Regions from separate parts of the Mus musculus genome. Here all the other regions are linked to region 3. A link is a loop called in an ENCODE intact Hi-C map of the cell type or tissue named here. Cell type or tissue: left cerebral cortex. All regions are shown on one strand.

What was found. A loop is a pair of places that touch in the nucleus more often than their neighbours do. Peaks named below come from ENCODE experiments on the same cell type or tissue, not always from the same donor. Only the 100,000 strongest peaks of a DNase experiment are listed, where the experiment ranks them.
Region 1: it touches region 3 in a loop (5-fold over the local background); 15 of 42 quality-filtered maps call a loop at or near these places.
Region 2: a loop joins it to region 3, with 2.7 times the contacts of the local background. A loop is called at or near these places in 6 of 42 quality-filtered maps.

The regions. Positions count from the first base shown.
Region 1 is chr15:81,521,389-81,526,388 of GRCm38, reverse strand. No RefSeq gene overlaps it. Among named protein-coding and RNA genes, the nearest start is that of Rbx1, 58 kb to the right of the region's middle. In left cerebral cortex, a CTCF peak has its summit at 2,951; DNase peaks (open chromatin) are centred at 2,350, 3,051, 3,868 and 4,122; H3K4me3 peaks cover 2,083 bases; H3K27ac peaks cover 1,441 bases.
Region 2 is chr15:81,392,319-81,397,318 of GRCm38, reverse strand. It overlaps St13 (suppression of tumorigenicity 13), which reads left to right. Exons shown (of 12, transcript NM_133726.2): 2 at 4,997-5,000. Among named protein-coding and RNA genes, the nearest start is that of St13, 4.9 kb to the left of the region's middle. In left cerebral cortex, no CTCF peak of the experiment used is centred here; DNase peaks (open chromatin) are centred at 2,495 and 4,098.
Region 3 is chr15:81,584,065-81,589,064 of GRCm38, reverse strand. It overlaps Ep300 (E1A binding protein p300), which reads right to left and starts at 2,851. Exons shown (of 31, transcript NM_177821.6): 1 at 2,343-2,851. The coding sequence starts at 2,436. In left cerebral cortex, a CTCF peak has its summit at 2,839 (motif pointing right); DNase peaks (open chromatin) are centred at 1,136, 2,819 and 3,868; H3K4me3 peaks cover 4,351 bases; H3K27ac peaks cover 2,572 bases.

The DNA.
Region 1 (5,000 bases), 63 kb after region 3:
AGATATATTTTTTCACTGCTGCTATTCTACTGTAAAAATTGGGGGGGGGGGGTTTACTATACACATTGCGGTGCTGGTCTCCAAAAGTCAGTGGCGAGAACACAGTGGGATCCAGTGTCATCAGTTTACCAACAGATGGACAGCTATTGGTGGTATGTTGGCATATTGGTTTTAAGTGAAGCCAGTCTTGGTCTGGGCTGTAGGGAAGCTGTTGTTTGGTCCATATAGAGACTTTCTACTCCAGCCACATAGATGTATCCAACAAGTGGGTGGGGAAGGGGACTGATATTCCATCCATATGGTTCTATCCATTTGATTTGGTTGGTGTTGTTACTTTGGAGACAGGATCTTAACAAGACAGTGTCAAATACTAAAATCTCAATATCTAAGAGGTAGTCTCAGGGAGGTCAGGAGTTCAAGACAAACCTTGACTACACAACAAATACAAGGCCTGTCTGGCTACATGAGAGACCACGAACACACACACACACACACACACACACACACACACACACACATTGTGTTTTATAAAAAAAGAAAGAAAGAACCAGGATATGTTTTGTAGAGGCACAGTATGGTGAGGTGAGAGGGGTGCCTCAGTGGGCCCATGGTGAGGCATCCCTTCCCCCTGAGACAGATAGAGTGCCAGGTGTTGGTGGCACACGCCTTTAATCCCAGCACTTGGCAGTGGCAGGTGGATTTCTGAGTTCGAGGCCAGCCTGGTCTACAGAGTGAGTTCCAGGACAGCCAGGGCTACACAGAGAAACCCTGTCTCGAAAAAACAAACAAACAAACAAACAAAAAACAAACAAAAAAAAGACAGATATAGTGTGGAATAGAGTTTATTTAGGGCATGGGCGGGGAATTGAGGAGGGAGTAGAGACAGAGAAAGGCAGAGAGAGAGAGAGAGAGAGAGAGAGAAGAGGATGGGGAGGAGAGAGGGAGAAGGGGCAGGAAGAGCAGGGGCAGAGAGCAAGAGGAGAATAAGAGGGAGAGAGGAGGGGCAAGCATTCCCTTTTATAGTGAGTCAGGCATACCTGCCTGTTACCAGGTAACAGTGGGGCAGAGCCTAGAAGGAATTCTAACATACATGTGTGTATGTGTGTATGTGTGTATGTGTGTATGTGTGTGTGTGTGTGTGTGTATGTGTGTGTGTGTAGGCTGGAGAGATGTCTAAGTGGTTTTCAGAACACTGGCTACTCTTGCAAAACACCCAGGTTCATTTCTCAGCACCCACTTGGTGGCTCACATCTATAACTCCAGCCCCAAGGGATCCAGTGTCATCTTCTGGCCTCCAAGGGCAGGGCATACACATGGTTCACGGGCATAGCTGTAGGGAAAACATTTATATATTTAAAAACTTTAGTTCCAGGTCAACCTGGCTACAGGAGACCCTGCAGACAAAGGGACTGACTGAGAGACAGACAGGTCACTGGGCATAGTATGTTTCTTTGTAATCTCAGCACTAGGAAGGTGGTAGCGGGGAAAATTAAGAGGTCAAGGCCTGTTAGTTTAGAACCTGCCTCAATAAATAAATACAAAGATACAGAAAAAGATACAGAGCTCAGGAGTTGGTTCAGCTACAGCAGGTGAATGCTTCCAAAAAGCACCTGAGTTGGATTTCTGGGACAGACCTCATTAGAGAAAACCGGCTCATGAGAGAAGTCTCAAAAACAAACAAAACAAAAAGCCGGGCTTGGTTGCTAGTTCCTTTAATCCCAGCACTCGGGAAGCAGAGAAAGGTATTGAATCTCCATAGTGAATTCCAGGCCAGCCCCTGTCCCAAAAGCAAAGATATCCTCTGACCTCAGAGGGATTGTAGTGGAACACACACATAAACAAACAAATGTAAGAAACATACAAAAACAACAATAAAAAAGCAGAGGCTAGAGAGATGGTTCAGCGTTTAAAAACATTTACTGCTCTTGCAGAGGATCTGAGGTCCGAGCACCCATGTTGGGCAATTCATCCTCTTGTAATTCCAGGGGTTCTGAAGCCCTTTTCTGACTTCTTCAGACAGCTATAACAAATGGCGCGCGCGGACACACAGACACACACACACGGGGATAAGAAGAAAATTTAAGTTCCGAGGAAAAAAAGAAAAAGACGTTCTCCCCCTGTTCACTCCGGAGAGTCCGCATCTCACTTTAGGATTTAACCCCACCCCCACCCCCCGCTCAGATTTTCATATTTAAAGCTCTCTTTTTCTCAAGACCCCAGTCCAGCCCCTCGCCTAATATGGTCACTTTCAGCCTCCAGCTAGCAGTCTTAATTAAGCTCATTTCTACCAGCTCTGACGTCCACAACCAGTTCCAGCACCCGCCTGGCCATCCGTTGGCTCAGAAAACATCTCATGCTGATATTCCTTAAATATTTCTTGATTCCTGTCGGCGATGTTCATGTACACGACAAAGAGTTAAAATCTATCCCTCCATCTTTATTTCAACTTTTTTGCTGTTTAACCTACCGGGCTTTTAAAGAAAGGTTTCTAAAGAAACAGTAAGACTTTCATCAGGACTCAGCAATCATTCCGGACGTAAACTGAAATATACAGTCAGGGATTTGTTTCACAATCCCGGGGAAGGGCAGCAGTGGGGGTGGGCGGGAGACGGACAAATCCAGATTGTCAGGAGCTGAGTGTTTATCTAGATGTGCAGGGGGTGGGGGTGGAGGTGGGAGGGGGGGTGCATTAGGACCGTGACTTTGGTTCGTGTCCGAAATTCTTCCTAGTCCAAGTCAACAGAAAGCCGCAGATGAACCACTGCTCTGTCGCAACCCTCCTCACCGACAGGAACTCTTTGTATCGGACTGTAAGGTTTCGGTACAACAGGAACAATTTAGGGAGGGCATCCTGTTCTTTTGGAGTGCGACCCGAGTGCTAACCCTTTCTGAATCCCAAGCAGGGACAGAGAGTTGCCCAGCAGCCAGCCGCAGGCTGGAGGCAGACGGCCTGGCCACCTTGCTGCGAACCCAGGGGTTAGAGCGCAGCTCCGGACGCCGGAGCTCCGCCCTCATCTAGCCCGGCACGTGCAGCCCGGGGGCGCTTGCTGCTCGTCCTCCCAACCCCCACCCCGGGCACGTGACCAGCCTCCCCAGAGGGAGCGAGTGCGCAGAATGGCTTGCAGCGGAGCTGCGGCGCGCACGCCAGGTTCAAGCCGAGCCCTCAGACCTGGGTGCACCGTAGGGGGACCTAGACCATCGGGAGAGATCGGGGTGAGAGATAGTTGCCCACTCACTCACCCCCGCCAAGCATGAAAGGGCGAGTCCGGGTCCCCCAGCCCTACCCTGCCAGGACCCGCGCTTGCCCAGGTATCTGGGTGTGGCTAGACCCAGCCAGCGCCCGGGGGGTGATGGCCCTCCTCTGCGGAAGTAGCCTGAGCCGCCGCCTTTGTGTTTGTCACCCTTGTAGAGATAAGAAGCCTCTGGGATTCTAGTTTACCTTCCTGTCTCCTTGGTGGTCAGACACTCTCCCTTGCTACCCGGAACAACCCGCTCATACACACTCGGGTGCTTCACTGTCCCCTACAGCTCCCTTACTGGGAGGGGTAGAAGCTCTTAAGAGTGCACAAACACACAAAGTATTTCTTTTCTTTTCCATTTCAAACTCGATGCGTTAATGAGCGTAGTGGCTCAAGCCTTAATCTCAGCGCTTGGTTGAGGCAGGAGGATTGCCGAGAGTTCGAGGACAGCCCGGGTTCCATTACTAAGTTCCGGACCAACACGGTTAGGAATAAGACTCATTCGAACCAAACGAAAGAAAGAAAGGGGGGCGTGGGGGACAATGAAGACGCGTACCCAGCCACCGGGCGTCTGCGTTCCCTTTACGCGCCGCCTCCAGCAATGGCGTCTGTGTCCCGACTCAGACCAAACCACTAGCCGGACACAGGTGTAGCTATTGGCTCCATCTGCAAACGCACGGGGAGCTCCAGTGTGAGCTGGCTTGGGGTGGGGATGTTCTAGGCTCTGAACCCCTAAGCTCGCACCCAGGGTCCTAGACGCAAGAATATGGGGGTACTCTAGCGAAGATGAGGATAGCTGTTGCAGCGCCCCAGGGCGCACGGGGCGGGGCAGTTGAGTCATTCCTCCCGCCAAACCCAGGCTCTTGAGTTCCCCCCCCCCAACCCTGACAACCTCGGGCTTCAGTGATTGGGTTCATGGGACGTCCGCGCTGACGCCCCTCAACTAGTGACCTCCAGAAGCTTGGGTTTCCTGTTCCGTGTAATGGGAGTGGCACTTTTAAAACGAGACTTGGGCTTGGCACCTGCAATGCTTCCGCAGAAAAAAACCCTAGTCCTTGGGCTGCCTGCTTCTGAGGAGAATGAACAAAACAGGCACAGTGAACTTGCTGGTCCACAGAGTTTCAAACCATTTATTTAATCGGGACAGTTAATTCTGCCCCACCCCCACCCCTCAAGTAATTGAGACTTCTGACTTCTGGCCTGAGTTGACGTCCCTGGAAACAAGTGGGTGCTGGAAGATGCCAAAACCCAGCCTTTCTAGGCCCCTTGTGGGTCAGAGTCCAGAAAAATATCAAATCTCCCTTTCTCCCTCCTTCTCCCTCCCCCTCTCCCTCCTTCTGTTCCCCCTGCCAAGCCCCCCTCTCCAAGACAGGGTTTCTCTGTGTATTGCTTGCTGCCCTAGAACTCTCTCTAAAGAACAGGCTGGCCTTGAACTCACGGAGATCTACCTGCCTCTTTCTTTCCAGAATGCAGGCATTAAAGGCATGTGACAGCACTGCCTGACCAGAATCTCCTTACCAGTATATTTCAATTATATTTATTTGTTTGATGTGTATGTGTACAGGCAGGCTATCATGAGGATCATAGAGATCAGAAGATGACATCTGAGAATGAGTTCACCCCTTCCACGAAGTGGATCTCAGGGACTGAATTTAATTCTTCAGGCTTGGAGGCACCCCATGATCTATCACTAGGCACTTTCTGTACTTAGTTTTTTTTTTGTTTTGTTTTGTTTTGTTTTTTAAATGTGTGTGGTAGTAC
Region 2 (5,000 bases), 190 kb after region 3:
AACAGTCAAAGCCACACAGAGAAACCCTGTCTTGAAAAACCAAAAAGAAAAAACCCTAAGGGGGTTTAAGGGGGAGGCTTAGCGTTGGTTCCAGCATACCCTTCCCTGCCCAGGAAAGCAGCCTGCTAGCTGGGATTGTTAAGGAGGAAAAGTGGGTCAACATGTGCCTGAGTTCCTAGTTACTCTGGAGGTTGAGGCTGCAGCAGCCATGATTCTAGGAGTTTCAGACCAGCCTGGCCAAACATAGCAGGACCCAATTAAAAACTGGTCCCTCCCCTCCAGAATAAAGAATAAAACAAAACCCCACACATTAAAGCTGTGTTTCAAGAGTGTGGATAGGCACTCCTTAAGACATGAGCAAAAGCTGGTGGGGTAGTTTTCTTTGGGGTAAATGGACCTGGTGATTACTAAAAATGCAAAATATTTTAACAAGCATATTCTCAGGAATAAAAGAAGTCAGTGATGTGTGCTGGCATTCTTCAAAGCCTGTTGAGCTTTTTTTTTTCTTTTCCTTTCTCACTTTTATAGCTGTTGTAGGACTTTTACTCATGTTAAGAACTTACAAAATAACTATAGTAACTATTAAAACAATGGAGGAGAACCCTAGGTATGCTTGTATAATATGGCTTTGAGTTCTGGTACATACCCTTTAATAATCCTATGTTTTGAAGCCTTTGCTTTCTCAAAAACAAAAGATGCATAAGTTGCCATTAGATATTTGTTAGGACTAGGAGTTGAGGACTAGCTTTTAGTGGCTTTTCCTAATGAACAGCCTGCTAACCCAAAAACTTAGGATATTTGTGTTCTTTCAACCACTCATATCTTGTTAAATGAACGTGAGTGTCAGTGGCACATGCCTCCTTTAATCCCAGCACTTGTGTGATAGAGGCAGGAGGATCTCTGAGGTCAGCCTCTGGTCTACACAGAGAAACCCTATTCCAAAAAGCCAAAACAACGACAAAAAATTTTCTGGTATGTAATAGACATACCAAAGGAAGAGTTAAAAGTCATTCTTAAGAATGTTAACATTTATCCTGGAGAAATGTGCCTATGTAGTGAATTCCAGATTACATTTAGTAGAATTCTTGTTAGGCATAGTATCTTGTGTTGATTCTCATGGCTAATCCAAGTATTGTGTCTGCAGTGTTTTGGTGTGGCATACTTCAGTGTGAGGTGAAGAATCTTGGAATGCTTAAGAGTCTTCAAAACTTAAAGTAAGATATTAATATAAACTAGCTGTATGCCTTTTTTCTCTTTAGATAGGGTCTTACTTTGTAGCCTTGGCTGGCCTGGAACTTGCTCCATAGACCAGGCTGGCCTCACCTCAGAGATATGTCTTGTCTCCACATCTCGGGTGGTAGGATTAAAGGTATATGACACCATCTTTGGCTCTTTGTGCAATTTTAAAAGATAGATCAAATATAAAGTTAGTCTATGAACAATGGCAACATTTAGAGCAAACTGTTTTCAATATTTTAACCTTGGGTGGACAGTGTGACTATTAAAAAAAAAGGAGAACTCAAGGTTTCAACTCTAGGAATGTTAATAACGTGAGTATTCCTAGATCTAGAAGTCTCTATATGCAGCTCAACCTGCATCTCTTCTGACAAGATGCAGAGGAGAAAGCTATTAAAATGACCACATATATAAAAATGAAAGTTTTCAGTGCTGGGGGACTGATCGTAGAGCATAATAGGCAAGTACTCTACCAGTTATGCCACACGCCCACCCAAAAGTGATAGTTTCAATTTAGATCCAAATAAAGATAGCACAGTGATGGAAGTAGCGATAGGACCGGCCGAGGCTAGGGAAACCCTGGCACCCTCCAAAAAAATTAAGAAATAGAACCAGATCTGAATTCACAGTAGCAAATGTGAATCTAGATAAACTGTCCTTTTCAACAAACAGATTTTGCAGTAGTTGATGGAACATGGCTTTTAGGAACTATCTGAAGTGAGTAGAATGCATTTCTACCCTCAGTACAGAATTTAGACTATAACACCCCAGTGTTTGTACACGTGCCTAAATAACAATAGCAAAAAAAGATTGAGGTTTTAACTCTCAAGAGAATTATGAATGAAGCTTAGCTTCTTTTTTTGAAACATTGAGAGAAAACTTAGGTCAAAATAATCTACGTTGGTTTGGACTTGGGAGTACTGAACTACAAATCAGAATGTGAGAGACATGAGTTAGAGCTCATGAAAATAGTTTTCTATATTTAATTATTTTATTTTGGAACAATTTTTGGTCCAAAATTGGTTACTGGTAATAGGCTGCCAACATGCTCAATCCATCCCATTGAGTGTGTGTTTCCTATTAGTAAGGACAGTCTCTACAATGCGGCCGTCCAAGTTAGGCACCAATGAGTTAATACAGTCCAGCCCTTAGAATTACAGTTTGTCTTCTGTTGCCAGCTCTCATTTTCCTTCTAAAAGTTGTCAGTTTTACCTTGGCTTTCATGATTTTGGTGATTTTAGTATTACAAGCCAGTTATTTTAGCAATTCCTTCTATTTGAATTTGTCTTGAGCTTTTCTTAGAATGACATTTCTTGGCAGGGCTGTCACTTCACAGAGCTAAACTGTTGTAACTGTGTTTGGATGTCACCCGACGTTGCTGACTCTGTAGTTTGAAACTTGGGAAAAACACAGCTTAAGAAGCCCTTCATTAAACTTTAACTTACGAGCCAGTGTTTGCTTACTGCACACCTTTGAAAGGTGTTTCTTTTCTTTCTTTCTTTTTAAAAAAAAAAAAAAAAAAAAACAAAACAACCTTTTTTTTAAAATGTGCATTGGTGTTTTGCCTGCATGTGTGTCTGTGAAGATGTCACAACTTCTGGAGCTGGAGTTACAGACAGTGCTGAGCTGCCCTGTGGGTGCTGGGACGAACCCTTGACCTGAAAGAGCAGCCAGTGTTCTTAACTGCTGAACCATCTCTTGTCCCCTCCCTTTTTTCCTAAGTGTAGAAATTTTGTGTTCTTTACTGAACACTTACTAAGACATTTTGCATGACACAATCTTTTGTCGTGTCGGAACCATTATCTATTAATATGTTGTAATGGAAAGCGTGTGTGTAAGTAGAACAAGTAAACTGCACAGTTTTTCTCGTATGAATGATCTTTAAGAAACTTCAAATTTGGTTGAATTGGTGACATGCACACTTGTAATTTTAGAGGATGTAGGAAGATCAAAACTTGAAGGTCATCTTAGGCTTTTTAGTCAGACTGTCTTAAGTAAAATGAGGGGCTTGAGAGGTTGGCTGCTTTCCAAAGTACCTAGGTATGATTTCCAACATCCTTGGTGGTGGTCAAAACCTTGTGTCATTCTAGTCCCTAGGGATCTGACACCCTCTTCTGGCTTCCAGGGGTATTAGGCATTCACTTGGTGTGTGTGTGTGTGTGTACACATATATGTATATATACACATGTACGTATGTATATATAAACACACAAATACATATATATGTACATATAGACAAACACACAAAATAAAAATACATCTTTTTCTCTAGTTACAGACAGTTGTGAACTTCTATGTCTGTGCTGAGAGCTGAGCCAGAGCCCTTGTCAGGACAGTGAAAGCTCTTAACTGCTGAATCATTTTCCAGCCCCTAAAAGCAATCCACCACCCAGAATCTCCACAAAGGCAAAAGACGTTTCGTTTTTTGTTTTTTTCTACTTGCTACTTTGCGTTTGAACTTCTGTTTCACTTTGGGTTTATTGAAGAATGTTTAGTCATGCCACAGATGAGAAGACATTTACAACACATGTGACTGACACAGGCTCATGGACAGACCAGGGAATAAGACAATGTGATGAAAACCTAGATGAGAGTTAGTTGAACATTCCAAAAGCCGCTCTTTCGATGCCTAAGATTCTATGAAAAGGGACTTAATACAATGACATGTCATATAACCCAGGAAGGCTGGAAGTCTAGGATGGAATAACTACACTGTGATAGGTAGCATAAATTGGTGAAAAGAACTTGGAAACTGATGCCCATCTAAATTCAACTTAGATGTACACCCTCCATCCAGATTCTGCCAATGGCAAGTGGGTAGTAGAGCTCTAGTCATAAAAGAAGCATGGCCTGCTGGGTGGGAGGAAGTGCTGGCTGACAGAAGCATGGCCTGCTGGGTGGAGGAAGTGCTGGCTGACAGAAGCATGGCCTGCTGGGTGGGAGGAAGTGCTGGCACTTTTTGCACTTTCAATTCACAAATAACAACAGAATGAAAGGTTGACTTTTTTTTGTTTTGTTTTTTTTTTGAGACAGGGTTTCTCTGTGTAGCCCTGGTTGTCCTGGAACTCACTCTGTAGACCAAGCTGGCCTCGAACTCAGAAATCTGCCTGCCTCTGCTCCCGAGTGCTGGGATCAAAGGCGTGCGCCACCACTGCCCTGCTGACACTTTTCTTTAAATCATTTGTTTTTGCTGGTTTGTTTTTATCCATCAGCCACTTACATGTTCTGCTATAGGCATGTAAGTTTATTCTTTTTGTAGGCTTCTCCCCTTTAAGTTTTGCTATTTTCATGTTGTCTTGGATTACTTGGGAAGCAGGGTTTTGCAAAGACTTCAGTGGCTTCTGCCTGCTAGAGAATTACTTTACCACGAGGCTCTGACATACTCTTGTTAAATGTCAACCCCAAATTCTGCCTTTCAGATAAGTCCTACCCCCCAATTTTCTAAGCTAATGTCTTAGAGAATGATTTATCATTTTGTTATTTATTGGTTTCTCTGCCTTTTGTTTTGCCTTTTAATACAAGTTTATTAGGCTTAAAAGAGGCAATTTATTAGGCTTATAAAGGTTTTATTAACTAGTGTGCTAAAAAACAATTTGAAGTTGACAAAAAACTTACTCATAACAAAGCATTCATATTAATTGAGATTATACTCGTCTAAGCTTTGAAAGGTTATTGGAAACATTTAGCCTTTCTAGGTTCATTGCTTTTTAGTGAACCTATAGTGACTATTCTAAACAACTATCTCTTTTCTTATTTTAAGCATG
Region 3 (5,000 bases):
GGGCTTGGTGGCACACACCTTTAATCCCACCATGAGGAAGGGAGGCAGAGTCAATCATTTCTCTCTAGATTGTAGGCCAGTCAGGGCTATGTAGTGATACCCTGTATCAAATTAAAAAAAAAAAAAAAAAAAAAAAAGGAAAAGAAACAAGCAGGTCCTTGAGACACAGGCCTTTAACCCCAGCAAACAGGAGGCAGAAGCAGGTGGCTCTGTGAGCTTAAGGGCAGTCTTATCAACATGGAGAGTTCTAGGATAGTCAGAGCTACAAAAACCCTGTCTCAAAACAAAATAAAACCGACCTAATGGTATATAAATTTTAAAAGAAAAAAAATTTAACCGTCACTACAATGTTAAGAGAAGAAAAATTACTAATATTACTATAATCCTTACTACTAAGAATAAACCAATCTCAGTATTGAAATTTTTTAAGACTCTAGAAGTTGGTGGTCCTGGTGGCACCTGCCTTTAAATCCAGCACTTGGGAGGTAGAGGCTGGTGATGTGAATTCCAGGACATCTAGACCCACACAAAGAAAACCCCAGCCCCACCACTACCACCCAAAGACTCCAGTAATGACATTCAAAGATACCCAAAGCAAGTTTTCCCTTTTTTAACCATGAAAGTTAGCCAAAAGCTATACAATTTATCAGATAAAGAATGCAGTAGTCCATCTGAACAGAATTACATGAACAGACTTTATGACTAAGTCACTCAAAATCAGAACATCCAAAAATTTAATTTTAAAAAGTTTTCCATAATATTTCTTGTTACTGGCTATGTCAAATATGGTAACTTGTGAACATGTTACAGAAGTACACTTATTATGGGGGCAGAGGAGGAAACAAAAATCCAGAGCAAATATGTCTATAAAATATCTATGCCTATGAATTTCAAAGACATAATTTAAAAAAAATTCTCTAAGACTACGGAAACTTTACAGCTGAATGCTCACATATAACTAAAGTTAGAGCCTTAGAACACTGCAAGACTTATCCTTCCCAACTGTTGCAGGTGAGCAAAACTCATGGTTCGAAATACAGCTGCTAAAAAAGCAGAGTAATGCACTAGTTCTATCTTATTTCCAGGCCTTAATAGAAATCCTACTCAGAAACATGGCCCACACATTCTCTACAACTTGCAGGGTACGTTTAACTCCACTATACACTCTCATTGGCAGAAGGAGAGATCTGGAGCCTCTTCTCTGAGTTAAAGGGATGCTTGCAGTAAGGAGGAACATCTAGTGGACTGTCAGATGACTAGCCATTCTTCTTCTTCTTCTTCTTTTTCTTCTTCTTCTTCTTCATTATCCTGGCCTCTCAAACAAGTCAGACAGCAAGAGAGGACCAGGTCAGTGATCATCAGAATAACACTAAACTAACAGTAAGCAGGAAAAAGAACAGACAAGGGAGAGTCTCCCTTCAGGTCTCCTAACAAAGGGGCTGACTGGAGAAAAGAATTCCTTCATCTTGTAAACTGGAATTGCAAAGGTCCAAAAAGCAAAACAAAACAAACATGCAAGCACAAAACCTCCTGTTCATTTTTAAACTTGTACAATCACTTTAGTTGGAAGTTCATGACTGGGAGTCTTTCAACTTATTATCTCCCATTTCTAAGTACCTAATTCCAGAAAGGCTTCATCTTTTTTCTTTCCCTTCTAAGTAAGAGTGTGACAAACTGCAAAGGAAACGCCTCAGGTCTACACCTCAACACGCAGTTTGAGACATTTTGGTTTCATGGCAAATGGATATAAAATAAACTGCGGTCCATACTGACTCTTGAGGCAAGGATGGGGAGAGGGGACCTAAGAATGAAATTTTGTTGAACTTTAGTTACACTTAAAACCTTGGATCGCAGACACCAAGATTTGTCTTCCGCCCCCATTCCTCAACAGAAAATCTGCCTCACAGGAGCAAAAATCATTAAAGGTGGGAAAGCAGAGAAAAAAAGAATTCATTGCAACAGGGGAGAAAGAGCTGAAATCCCTCATTCACCAGTAACAAAAATAGTAAAAGTGCATAAAAGCCCTCACACACGATTGTACCGGCATTTCCCAAATTAAATTGCATGGAGCCAACAATAAAGGTCCCCGCAGCTCCCACTTCCAACCTCTTAATTCCAGAACACACAACGATCTGACATGACATAGTGTTGCAATGAATGTATCAGAAGGCAAAGAAAATGGTTGGGCTACTGGACGTCTTCGACCAGTCCATTCAAAAACCTTTAAAATTAAACACCGGCCGGGGAAATGGGAAGAGATACACAGAAGCACCCTGGAATGAAGGTGCAACGAGCAGAAAAGACGAAGGGAACTATGGAAGGCCGGGAGTCCCGAGACTAACCTGTGCCATCGCTGGCGGACGCCGAGAGGGCCGGAGATGAGAGTTTAGGCCGCTTGGCTGAAGGCGGCCCGGGTTCCACCACATTCTCGGCCATTTTTAATTCTTTCGGAGATACAACCGAGGAAAAAAACGAGAATCCTGAGGAAATCTCTTCTCCGAAACGGGGTCCCCGCCCCGCTCCTAAGGGTGGGCTCCGGAGCTCCGCCGCCACCCAACAGGGGTGGGGGGAAGTTCCTTTTTCTCTTCGCCTGGTTGCGGTGGCCGGAGAGGGATGCGGACTCAACAGAAATGGTAGGGGCAAGTGCGAGGGGCCGGGCCTAAACCAGGCCGGGAGGAGGGTACAGCAACACTGATCCCACGAGCACGTCCGCTGCAGCGAATTCTCGGGAACTCACAGCTCTACAGACGCAGTCCCCAGCCCGCCACGGCGAGCCCCTGCCCAGCCGAGGTCTCTCGGAGCTCCGCCGCCGCCATCAGCTTCTTCCTCCTCGGCGCTGTCCTCCTCCTTCTCATCGCCACAAGGAGGCGGGGGCGAAAAAGGGGGAGAGGAGGAGGCGACCAGAGACACTCACCTCCTCCCGGTGCCCCCTCCCGGGCCTGCGCCCCCACCCTGAGAGCCGCCCTCCTCCTCCTCCTGCCGCTGCGCTCCGCGCCGCCGCTGCCGCACCGGCCCCTAATGGCCACACTGAGCTCAGCCGAGCCGAGAGCCAGACTGGCGCCGGGGCCGCCTCACATCGCGCAGCGGACAAGCAGAGGCGCAGCAGCGACGACGCCGAGCGTGGAGCTCGCCGGCCCGAAGGGCCAGGGGGGCCGGGCCGGGCCAAGCAGGGCCGTCCGCCCGCAAGCCCGCGCTGACGCCGAGCCCACCGACGCGGCCTCTCCGCGCGCCGCGCTTCTCCGCCTCCACTCGCAAGCCCGGGGAGGAGAAATCAGTCCGGCCGCCTCCCTGGCCCTCACCCCCCCGGCAGCCAGGTGCCTGCCGGGGGCTCGGCTCGGGGGCCGCCTCGGACGGCGGGCAGAGGCGCCGCGGGGCGCGGGCTTATGTAATGGTTTCCCCCCCTTAGGCGTCGACGCCGGCCCGGGCTGCGGTGGGGGTGTGTGCGGGCAAGGAGGGGACTGAGGGTCGCCTCAGCCTTTGCGCCCCGGGGCCCCCAACCACTGTCTCGGTCCCGGCCGCTGCTCTCCAGCCAGGTACCCTCCTCACTCCCTGCTCGCGCAGTTCGCACTCAGCCGGGCGTCCCGCTTGCCCCACTCTCTCTCTCCCGGTCCCTCTCCGCTCTCTCTCCTCCTCCCCCCACCCCCCCCACAGGCTAGCACACAAACAAGATGGCGGCTGTTGTTTCTTGCCTCTGCCGAATCCTCCTTACAGGATAGCGGTAGCGGCGGCGGCGGCCGGAAATGAGCCAAGATTGGGGGGGGGGGGAGGTGAGAGGGGGAGGGGCCGAGAAACAGGGAGGCGGGGCGAGGGCGGGGCCTCTGCCTTGCAGCTCACACAATGGGGGAAGCGGCGCCGGGGGCGGTGCCGGCTCCAATCACGGGATCCGCCCAAGGGCCCCAACGCGGTAGGCGCTTCCGCAAACTCCCCCGGCGTCACTCGGTGGCTCCCTTTAAAGGGGAGGTTTTGAAAGAAGTTGTGGGGGGGGGGGGGGTCCGGGGTGAACTTAGAACGTATTTTCGGTCGGTGGACAGTTAGGTGCCTGGGCTGGGTCTCTGAGCAGAACCGAGTCAAAGCTCAGGCGCTCCTCTGCGAAAACAAGGAAAACCACGGTCAGAGCTCCCGGGGTTTGCCCTCTCAGGTTGATCTTTGGAACCCCATTAAATCCGCCAAACACCTGTGTTTCATCGTAGACACACATTCCATCCTCTTCATAGCCTTCTCGAAAGCAGCAGTTCATATCTCAAAGTCACATTGCTAGTCCTTTAAGTTTTCTCTGAAATGTCTAATTCAAGAATGAAAAATTTGGATTACGATATTGTTAGTTAAAAAACTAGGAGGGGGAGGACCACAGCAGTGGGAGGCTGTTTAGGGCTAGACCCTACCTACATTTTTGCCCATCACGTGTCCACACATCCTTACCAGCTACCACTCTTAAAAAAGAATCCTTGAGAACTACTTTTCTGAACCTGCCTGAAACTTCCAAGGTCTTTTGAAGGTATTTTCCACCCATCTCTAGCAGATGAGCTTAATAAAAGGCCACTTTCTGCAGTGCCTTCAATGTAAATATGGGAGAGGACAAAAAAATGTTATGTGCTAAAAAAAATTATAACACTAGAAAAATGTGAGGAAATGCTCCTAAGTCTAGTGTGTAGGGCAGCCCAATTCGAAGCAGAAAGCAGGGGGTATGCTTTTAGGGTTCTCAAATTACAGGACTTCTGTGTTTGGGATCCTCAAATATAGGGAAAGTACCAAGGTTCTATGTGACACTGAAGGAAACCTTCGAGACATTACCTATTGTATAGGTAGTTTGCCTACTATTCCTGTGGCCTTAACAGTTCAGTCACCAGTACTACCAAGAAAATAAATTTTTTCTCAGATCTATTTTTTAATTACATTTACCTTGTGTGTCTCTGTTGATATGTATAAATGTGTGAACATATATACCCATGACCCACATGGGGAGGTCATAGGATAATCTGGAGGAGTCATTTCTTCTGTAC